2 separate regions of the Homo sapiens genome follow, and region 1 is linked to region 2. A link is an interaction called in ENCODE POLR2A ChIA-PET data of the cell type or tissue named here. Cell type or tissue: GM12878. All regions are shown on one strand.

The links. ChIA-PET counts read pairs that join two places held together with the same protein. Peaks named below come from ENCODE experiments on the same cell type or tissue, not always from the same donor. Only the 100,000 strongest peaks of a DNase experiment are listed, where the experiment ranks them.
Region 1: POLR2A ChIA-PET joins it to region 2 with 5 read pairs; 3 of 35 experiments call an interaction of 5 or more read pairs at or near these places.

Annotation. Positions count from the first base shown.
Region 1 is chr11:75,248,570-75,252,569 of GRCh38, forward strand. No RefSeq gene overlaps it. Among named protein-coding and RNA genes, the nearest start is that of TPBGL, 9.8 kb to the left of the region's middle. In GM12878, a CTCF peak has its summit at 268 (motif pointing left); a DNase peak (open chromatin) is centred at 272.
Region 2 is chr11:75,047,415-75,051,414 of GRCh38, forward strand. No RefSeq gene overlaps it. Among named protein-coding and RNA genes, the nearest start is that of OR2AT4, 47 kb to the right of the region's middle. In GM12878, no CTCF peak of the experiment used is centred here; DNase peaks (open chromatin) are centred at 2,010, 2,257 and 2,688; H3K27ac peaks cover 2,459 bases.

The DNA.
Region 1 (4,000 bases), 200 kb after region 2:
GTTATCATAGCTCACTGTAACCTTGTACTGCTGGGCTCAAGCAGTCCTCCCGTCTCAACCTCATAAAGTGCTGGGATTACAGGCATGAGCCACCGCGCCTGGCTAACTTTGGCTTTTTAATACAATTACAACTTCTGGCCCTGCGTTTGGGATCTTTGTCCAGGGCTCTGTTTGGGCAGCCCCTGCTACTGGCTTAGTCTTGGTTCCTCCCCACAGGGAGCTGCAGCGACATCTATTGGCCGATCCGTGTGGGAGCCGAGTCAGCTTTAACTTTTCTTGGTATACATGCGTCATCTGCTGGTGGAGATGGGAAAGTGCCTTTCTTCGTTCAGTCAACAATCCAACAAGTATGTAAGTGCCTGCTGTGTGCCAAGCACTGTGCTAGGAAGATGAGGATACAATTTTAAAGAAAACTAGAGCCGGGTGTGGTGGCTCAGGCCTCTAATCCCAGCACTTCGGGAGGTCGAGGCCGGCGGATTGCTTGACCTCAGGAGTTTGAGACCAGCCTAGGGCAACATGGCGAGACCCCGGTCTCTACAAAAAATGCAAAAAATAGCTGGGCGCAGGGGCGCCCTCCTGTAATCCCACCTACTTAGGAGGCTGAGACGGGAGGATTGCATGAGCCTGGGAGGTGGAGGTTGCAGTGAGCCGAGATCATGCCACTGCACCCCAGCCTGGGCAGCAGAGTGAGACCCCATCTCAAAAAAAGAAAAAAGAAAAAGAAAAGAAAGAAAACCAATAAGATCTCTGTCCTTATAAAACAGTAATAGTAAAAACTAACACATACAGAATTTACTATGTGCCAGAGATTGTTCTAGGTACTTTATATATATTAATCCATCTTGTCCTGATGACAATTCTGTGAAGCAGTTATTCTTATTCCTACTTCACAAATGAGGAAACTAAGGCACGTAGAGATGAATAATTTGCTCAAGATCACACTCCTAATAAGAGGCCAAGTTAGGCTTAGAACTCAGGCTCTGCTCCAGAGCCCTCTTCTTATTTAGACCATAAACAAGCACGATACTTATGAGGGAAATAAGCAGGGTAATGTGAGAGTGAGTGACAAGGAGAGGTCTCCTTTGAGTGGGGTAAGTCATGAAAGACCCCTCTGAGGGCGACCTACCCTGAAGAATGGGAAGGAACAAGCTATGCAGAGAATCTAGGAAAAGTTAATCCAGGCAGAAGCAGCAGCGAGCACAAAGGTGCTGAGACCAAATACTCAAACATCAGGTGGAAGGCAAGTTCTGGCCACTCTACTCCTACACCTCCCCACACTGTCCTTAGACTCATTCCCCACCTGGTCGCAGCTTGGACTTCTCTCATCTGCATCCCTGCCCCAGCTTCCTCCCTGTTCCCCCAGCCTGCAGCCCCCCTCTCTGGTCCCACACTGCAGCCCACACTGCAGTGAAAATGCGTGAATCTGATCCCTCTCCTTACTCTGCCTAAAACCTGTCCCACTGTCTTCTGGATAAAAACAAAGATCTTTGAGGCCAGGTGCAGTGAGTGGCTCACACATGTAATCCCAACACTTTGGGAGACTGAAGCAGAAGGATCAGAGGACAGGTGTTGGAGACCAGGCTAGGCGATATAGCAAGAACTCATCTCTACAAAAAACAAACAAACAAACAAACAAACAAAAAGCTTTTTTTTTTTTTTAACTGATTATCTGTAACTTCCACCCACTAATCAAATCTCCTGCCAGCTTTTCCAGCTCCCTTCACTCTTGTCACTCCAATGTGGTTATAGTTGCCTGAAGGCCCCAGCTTGTCTCACCCTGAGCCTCCCTGTGTGCTGTTTCTTCTACCTGGAAGGTCTGTAGCCCCTCCTTGCCTACCTAATTCCCTTTTTACCCTTAAAAACTCAGTTCAAGACCAGGTGGGGTGGCTCACACCTGTAATCCCAGCACTTTGGGAGGCCGAGGTGAGCGGATCATCTAAGGTCAGGAGTTCGAGACCAGCCTGGCCAACATGGTGAAACCCCGACTCTACTAAAAATACAAAAATTGGCTGGGCATGGTGGGTGTGTGCCTGTAGTCCCAGCTACTCAGCAGAAGAATCACTTGAACCCGGGAGGTGGAGGTTGCAGTGAGCAGAGATTGTGCCACTGCACTCCATCCTGGGCTACAGAGTGAGACTCCGTCTCAAAAAACAAAAAACAAATAACAAAAAACAAAAACTCAGTTCAAGCATTTCGTCCTCTTGGAAGCTGCCTATTTCTCATCTTGGCCACTCTGGCTAAATGTGAGACCTCTCCTTAGGTGCTCTCATGGCACGCTGTGACTACACAACAGGCCCCCTCTGCAATACTCCTCATCAGCAATTCCAAACCTTTAGCATCATGCCTTATCCCCCAATTAATCTGTAAGCAATTTGACTGAAGGGATTGTCTTTTTTTTTTTTTTTTTTTTTTTTTTCTGAGACTGAGTCTCGCTCTATCGCCCAGGCTGGAGTGCAGTGGCGCAATCTCGGCTCACTGGAACCTCCACCTCCCCGATTTAAGAGATTCTCATGACTCAGCTTCCAGAGTAGCTGGGATTACAGGCGCCCACCACCATGCCCAGCTAATTTTTGTATTTTTAGTAGAGACAGGGTTTCACCTTGTTGGCAAGGCTGGTCTCGAACTCCTGGCCTCAAGTGATCCGCCCACCTCCGCCTCCCAAAGTGCTGGGATTACAGGAATGAGCCACTGCACCCAGCCAGGATTGTCTCATTTAATCTTAGTGTCTTCAGGGCCAGCAGAAGCCCCAACAAATGGTACATGCCCAGTAAATATCGTTTGCAGTTGTGAGCTGTAAATTGCTCCATTTCTTTTTATTGAAATTTATACAAAGTCCACTCTTTTTGGCATACAGTTCTATGAGTTTTGACAATTAAGATATAGAGTGTTCCATTGCCCCCCAAAATCCCTCTTCATAGCAGCCCTCCCCCCAAGTCCAGCCATTGGCAACTACTGCTTTGTTTTCTGTCTCCATCGTTTTACCTTTGACACAGTGTCATATAAGTAGAATCATACATGTTTGTCCTTTTAAATCTGACTTCTTTCACTTAGCATAATGCAGTAGAAACTCATCCATGTTGTAGGTATCATTATAGTTTGTTCATTTTTATTGCTGCGTAGTATTCCATCATATGGTTGTACAATCATTTATCCATTCAATAGCTGAAGAGCATTTGGGTGGTTTCCAGTTTTTGACAACTATGAATATAGCCACTGTAAACATTCATGTACAGGTTTTTGAAGGAATGTCACTTTTTATTTCTTTCTTTATTTTATTTTATCTTTTGAGAAAAGATTTCTCTCTGTTGCCCAGGCTGGAGTACGGTGGTACAAACACAGCTCACTGCAGCTTTGAACTCCTGGGCTCAAGCGATCCTCTTTCTTCAGTCTCCTGAGTAGCTGGGATCACAGGCATACACCACCATGCCTGGCCAATTTTTTCCTTTTTTGTAGAGACAGGGCCTCACCATATTGCTTAGGCTGGTCTTAAACTCCTAGGCTCAAGCAATCCTCCCACTTTGGCCTCCCAAAGTGCTTGGATTATAGGCATCAGCTACTGCACCCAGCCACTTTTTCTTTGAAGAGTGGAACTGCTGAATATTATAGTGAGTATGTTCAAATTTATTATAAGAAACTTCCACATTGTTTTCCAAAGTGTCTGTACCATTTTGCATTTCCACTAGCAGTGTATGAGAGTTCTAGTCCCTCTCCATCTTTGCCGAAACCATTTGTTGAAAACAACAACTGAATTTCCTTTGTGCCTTCGTTGAAAATCAATTGACCACCTATGTGCAGGTCTATTTCTGAATTCCCAGTTCTGTTCCATTGATATAGGTGTCTATTCTTTCACCACTGCCACACTGTCTTGATTACTGTAGCTTTCTAGTAAGTCTTCAGACCAGATAGTAGAGTCCTTCAACTTTGTTCTTCTTTATAAAAATTGCTTGGCTATTCTAGATTTTTTACCTTTCTATATAAATTTGGAATCAGTTTCTCTATG
Region 2 (4,000 bases):
TTACATAGGGTGTACCCAAAGTAACCAATGGAATCCTCTAGCGGGTATTTAAACTCCCCAAAATTCTGTAACGGGGCCTTTGAGCTCCTATGCTTTGGCCCACTCCCACGCTGTGGAGTGTACTTTCATTTTTTCAATAAACCTGTTCATCCCTTCCCTGCTTTGTTTGTGTGTTTTGTCCAGTTCTTTGTTCAAGATGCCAAGAGCCTGGACACTCTCCACTGGTGAAATCACTATTATCATTCAGTTCAAAGAATTTTTAAATTTCCCTCTTGATTTCATTGTTGACCCAGTGATCATTCAAGAGCAGGTTATTTAATTTCTATGTATTTGCCTGGTTTTGAGGGTTCCTTTTGGAGTTGATTTCCAGTTCTAATCTACTGTGGTATGAGAGAGTACTTGATACAATTTCAGTTTTCTTAAATTTACTGAGACTTGTTTTGTGGCCTATCATATGGTCTGTCTTGGAGAATGTGCCATGTGCTGATGAATAGAATGTATATTCTGCAGTTGTTGAGTAGAATGTTCTGTAAATATCTGTTAAGTCCTTTTGTTGTAGAATATAGTTTAAGTCCATTGATTCTTTGTAGACTTTCTGTCTTGATGACCTGTCTAGTGCTGTCAGTGGAGTATTAAAGTCCGCCACTATTATTGTGTTGCTGCCTATCTCCTTAGGTCAAGTAGTAATTGTTTTATAAATTTGAGAGCTCCAGTGTTAGGTGCATCTATATTTAGAATTGTGATATTTTCCTGCTCGACTAGTCCTTTTATCATTATATGATGTCCCTCTTTGTCTTTTATAACTGTTGTTGCTTTAAAGTTTATTTTGTCTGATATAAGAATAGCTCCTCCTGCTCATTTTTAGTGTCCATTTGCATGGAATATCTTTTTCCACCCCTTTACCTTAAGTTTATGTGAATCCGTATGTGTTAGGTGAGTCTCCTGAAGACAGTAGAAACTTGATTGGTGAATTCTTATTCATTCTGCCATTCCGTATCTTTTAAGTGGGGCATTTAGGTCATACACATTCAATGTTAGTGTTGAGATATGAAGAGCTATTCTATTCATAATGCTATTTTTTTGCCTGAATACCTTGGGTTTTTTTTTTCATTGTGTTATTATTATATAGGTCCCATGAGATTTATGCTTTAAGGAGGTTCTGTTTTGGTGTATTTCATGGATTTGTTTCAAGATTTAGAGCTCCTTTTAGCAGTTCTTGTAGTGCTGGCTTGGTAGTGGCGAATTCTCTCAGCATTTGTTTGTCTGGAAAAGAATGTATCTTTCCTTCATGTATGAAGCTTAGTTTCACAAAATTATTGGCTGATACTTGTTTTGTTTAAGGAGGCTAAAAATAGGACCTCAATCCCTTCTAGCTTGTAGGGTTTCTGCTGTTAATCTGATAAGTTTTCCTTTATGGGTTACTTGATGCTTTTGCCTCACAGCTCTTAAGATTCTTTCCTTTGTCTTGACTTTAGATAACCTGATGACTATGTGCCTAGGCGATGATCTTTTTGTGATGAATTTCCCAGATGTTTTTTGAGCTTCTTGTATTTGAATGTCTAGATCTCTAGCAAGGCTGGAGAAGTTTTCCTCTATTATTTCCTCAAATATGTTTTCCATACTTTTAGATTTATCTTCTTCCTTGAGAACACCAATTATTCTTAGGTTTGGACATTTAACATAGTTTCAAACTCCTTGGAGGCTTTGTTCATTTTTAAAAATTCTTTTTTGTCTCTGATGGATTGGGCAGATTCAAAAGCCTTGTCTTTGAGCTCTGAATTTCTTTCTTCTGCTTGTTCAATTTTATTGCTGAGACTTTCCAGTGCATTTTGCATTTCTCTAAGTGTGTCCTTGATTTCCAGAAGTTGTGATTGTTTTTTATTTATGCTATCTATTTCACTGAAGAATGTTCCTTTCATATCCTGTATCATGTTTTTGATTTCTTTAAGTTGGACTTCACTTTACTCTGGTACCTCTGTAGCAGGATGATCCACAGACAAAACCTCTCAGACACCAAGTTGTAGAAGGAAGGGCTTTATTCAGCTGGGATCATCAGCCAGCTACTGTCTCAAAATCCGAGCTCCCCGAGTGCACAATTTCTGTCCCTTTTAAGGGCTCACAACACTAAAGATTTCACATGAAAGGGTCGTGATTGATTTGAGCAAGCAAGGGGTACGTGACAGGGGCTGCATGCACCGGTAGTCAGGGAGGAACAGAACAGGGCAGGGAGTTTCACAATGTTCTTCTATACAATGTAAGGAATCTATGAATAACATCTGCTTCTAAATCATAAGTTGATTTTTAACTACTGGGTTTAGGCCAGGTGGGCCCAGGCCTGGTTTCGGGCCTGGCGCCAGGCTGCCTGTCTTTGGTTTTACTTCCTTGTTGTTTTTACTGAATATGAAACAATATAAAACAATGTGAGAGGGTCTTTCTCTCCTCTCACCTCCTTGATTAACTTAATAATCGACCTTCTGAATTCTTTTTCTGGCAATTCAGAGATTTCATCTTGATTTGGATCCATTGCTGATGTGAAAGGAAAATAAATCTTGGGGCCCCTAAATCACTAAGCTAAAGAGAAAAGTCAAGCTGGGAAATGCTTGGGGCAAACCTGCCTTCCATTCTATTCAAAGTCACCCCTCTGCTCACTGACATGGATGCATATCTGATTGCTTCCTTCGAAGAGGCTGATTAGAAACTCGTAAGAATGCAACTGTTCCTCTCACCTGTCTGTGACCTGGAAGTCCCCTCCCCACTTTGAGTCTTCCTACCTTTGCTTCAAGTTGTCCTGCCTTTCCAGACTGAACCAATGTACTTCTTATGTATATTGATTAATGTCTCATGTCTCCCTAAAATGTATAAAACTAAGCTGTGCCCTGACCACCTTGGGCTCATGTCGTCAGAACTTGCTAAGGCTGTGTCACGGGTGCATCGTCAACCTTGGCAAAATAAACTTTCTAAATTGAGACCTATTTCAGATTTTCTGGGTTCACACTGGTAAGCTGGTATGATCTTTTGGGGGTGTTAAAGAACCTTGCTTTGTCATATTATCAGAATTGTTTTTCTGATTCCTTCTCATTTGGGTAGACTGTCAGAGGGAAGATTTGGGATTCAAGGGCTGCTGTTCAAATTCTTTTGTCCCACCGGGTGCTCCCTTGATGTGGTGTTCTCCCCCTTCCCCTAGGAATGGGGCTTCCTGAGAGCTGAACTGTAGTGTCTGTTTTTGCTCTTCTGAGTCTAGCCACCCTGTGGAACTACTGGGCTCTGGGCTGGTACTAGGAGTGTCTGCAAAGAGTCCTGTGATGTGATCTATCTTGAGGTCTTAGAGCCATGGCTACCAGCACCTGCTCTGGTGGAGGTAGCGGGAGAGTGAAGTGGACTCTGTGAGGATCCTTGGTTGTGTTTTTGTTTGGTGCACCGGTTTTGTGTTGGTTGGCCTCCAGTCGGGAGGTGGCACTTGCAAGATCACATTGGCTGTGGTTTTATAGGAAGGATGCAAACCTGGTTAAGTATTCTGGTTTCTCAGGCGGTGGGCAGGGCCATAGAGATCCCAAGAGATTATAACTTTTGTCTTCAGCTAGCAGGGCAGGTAGAGAAAGACCACCAGGTGGGAGCAGGGATAGGTGTGTCTGAGCTCAGCCTCTCATTTGGCGGGGCTTGCTGTGGCTCCTGTGTCAGGGGGTGTGGTTCCCAGTCCAATGGAGTTATATTCCCAAGGGGATTATGGCTGCCTCTTCTGAGTCACCAAGGAAGTGGGGAAAGTTGGCAGTCTAAGGCCTCACCTTGCTCCCATGCAGCCCGCAGTGCTAAAGGCCAGCGTCACTCCCACTGTGCCCCCACAACAGTACCACGTCTATTTCCAGGCAGCCAGTGACCTGGGCTGAGAACTTGCTCCAGACCACGAGCCTTCCTGTTGAGAAACCAAGCAGACTCACAGTTTTTTGGCATCTCAGGGAGCCTGGATTGGTGATCCAGTTCCTTCAAAGGCTCTGTAGATTCT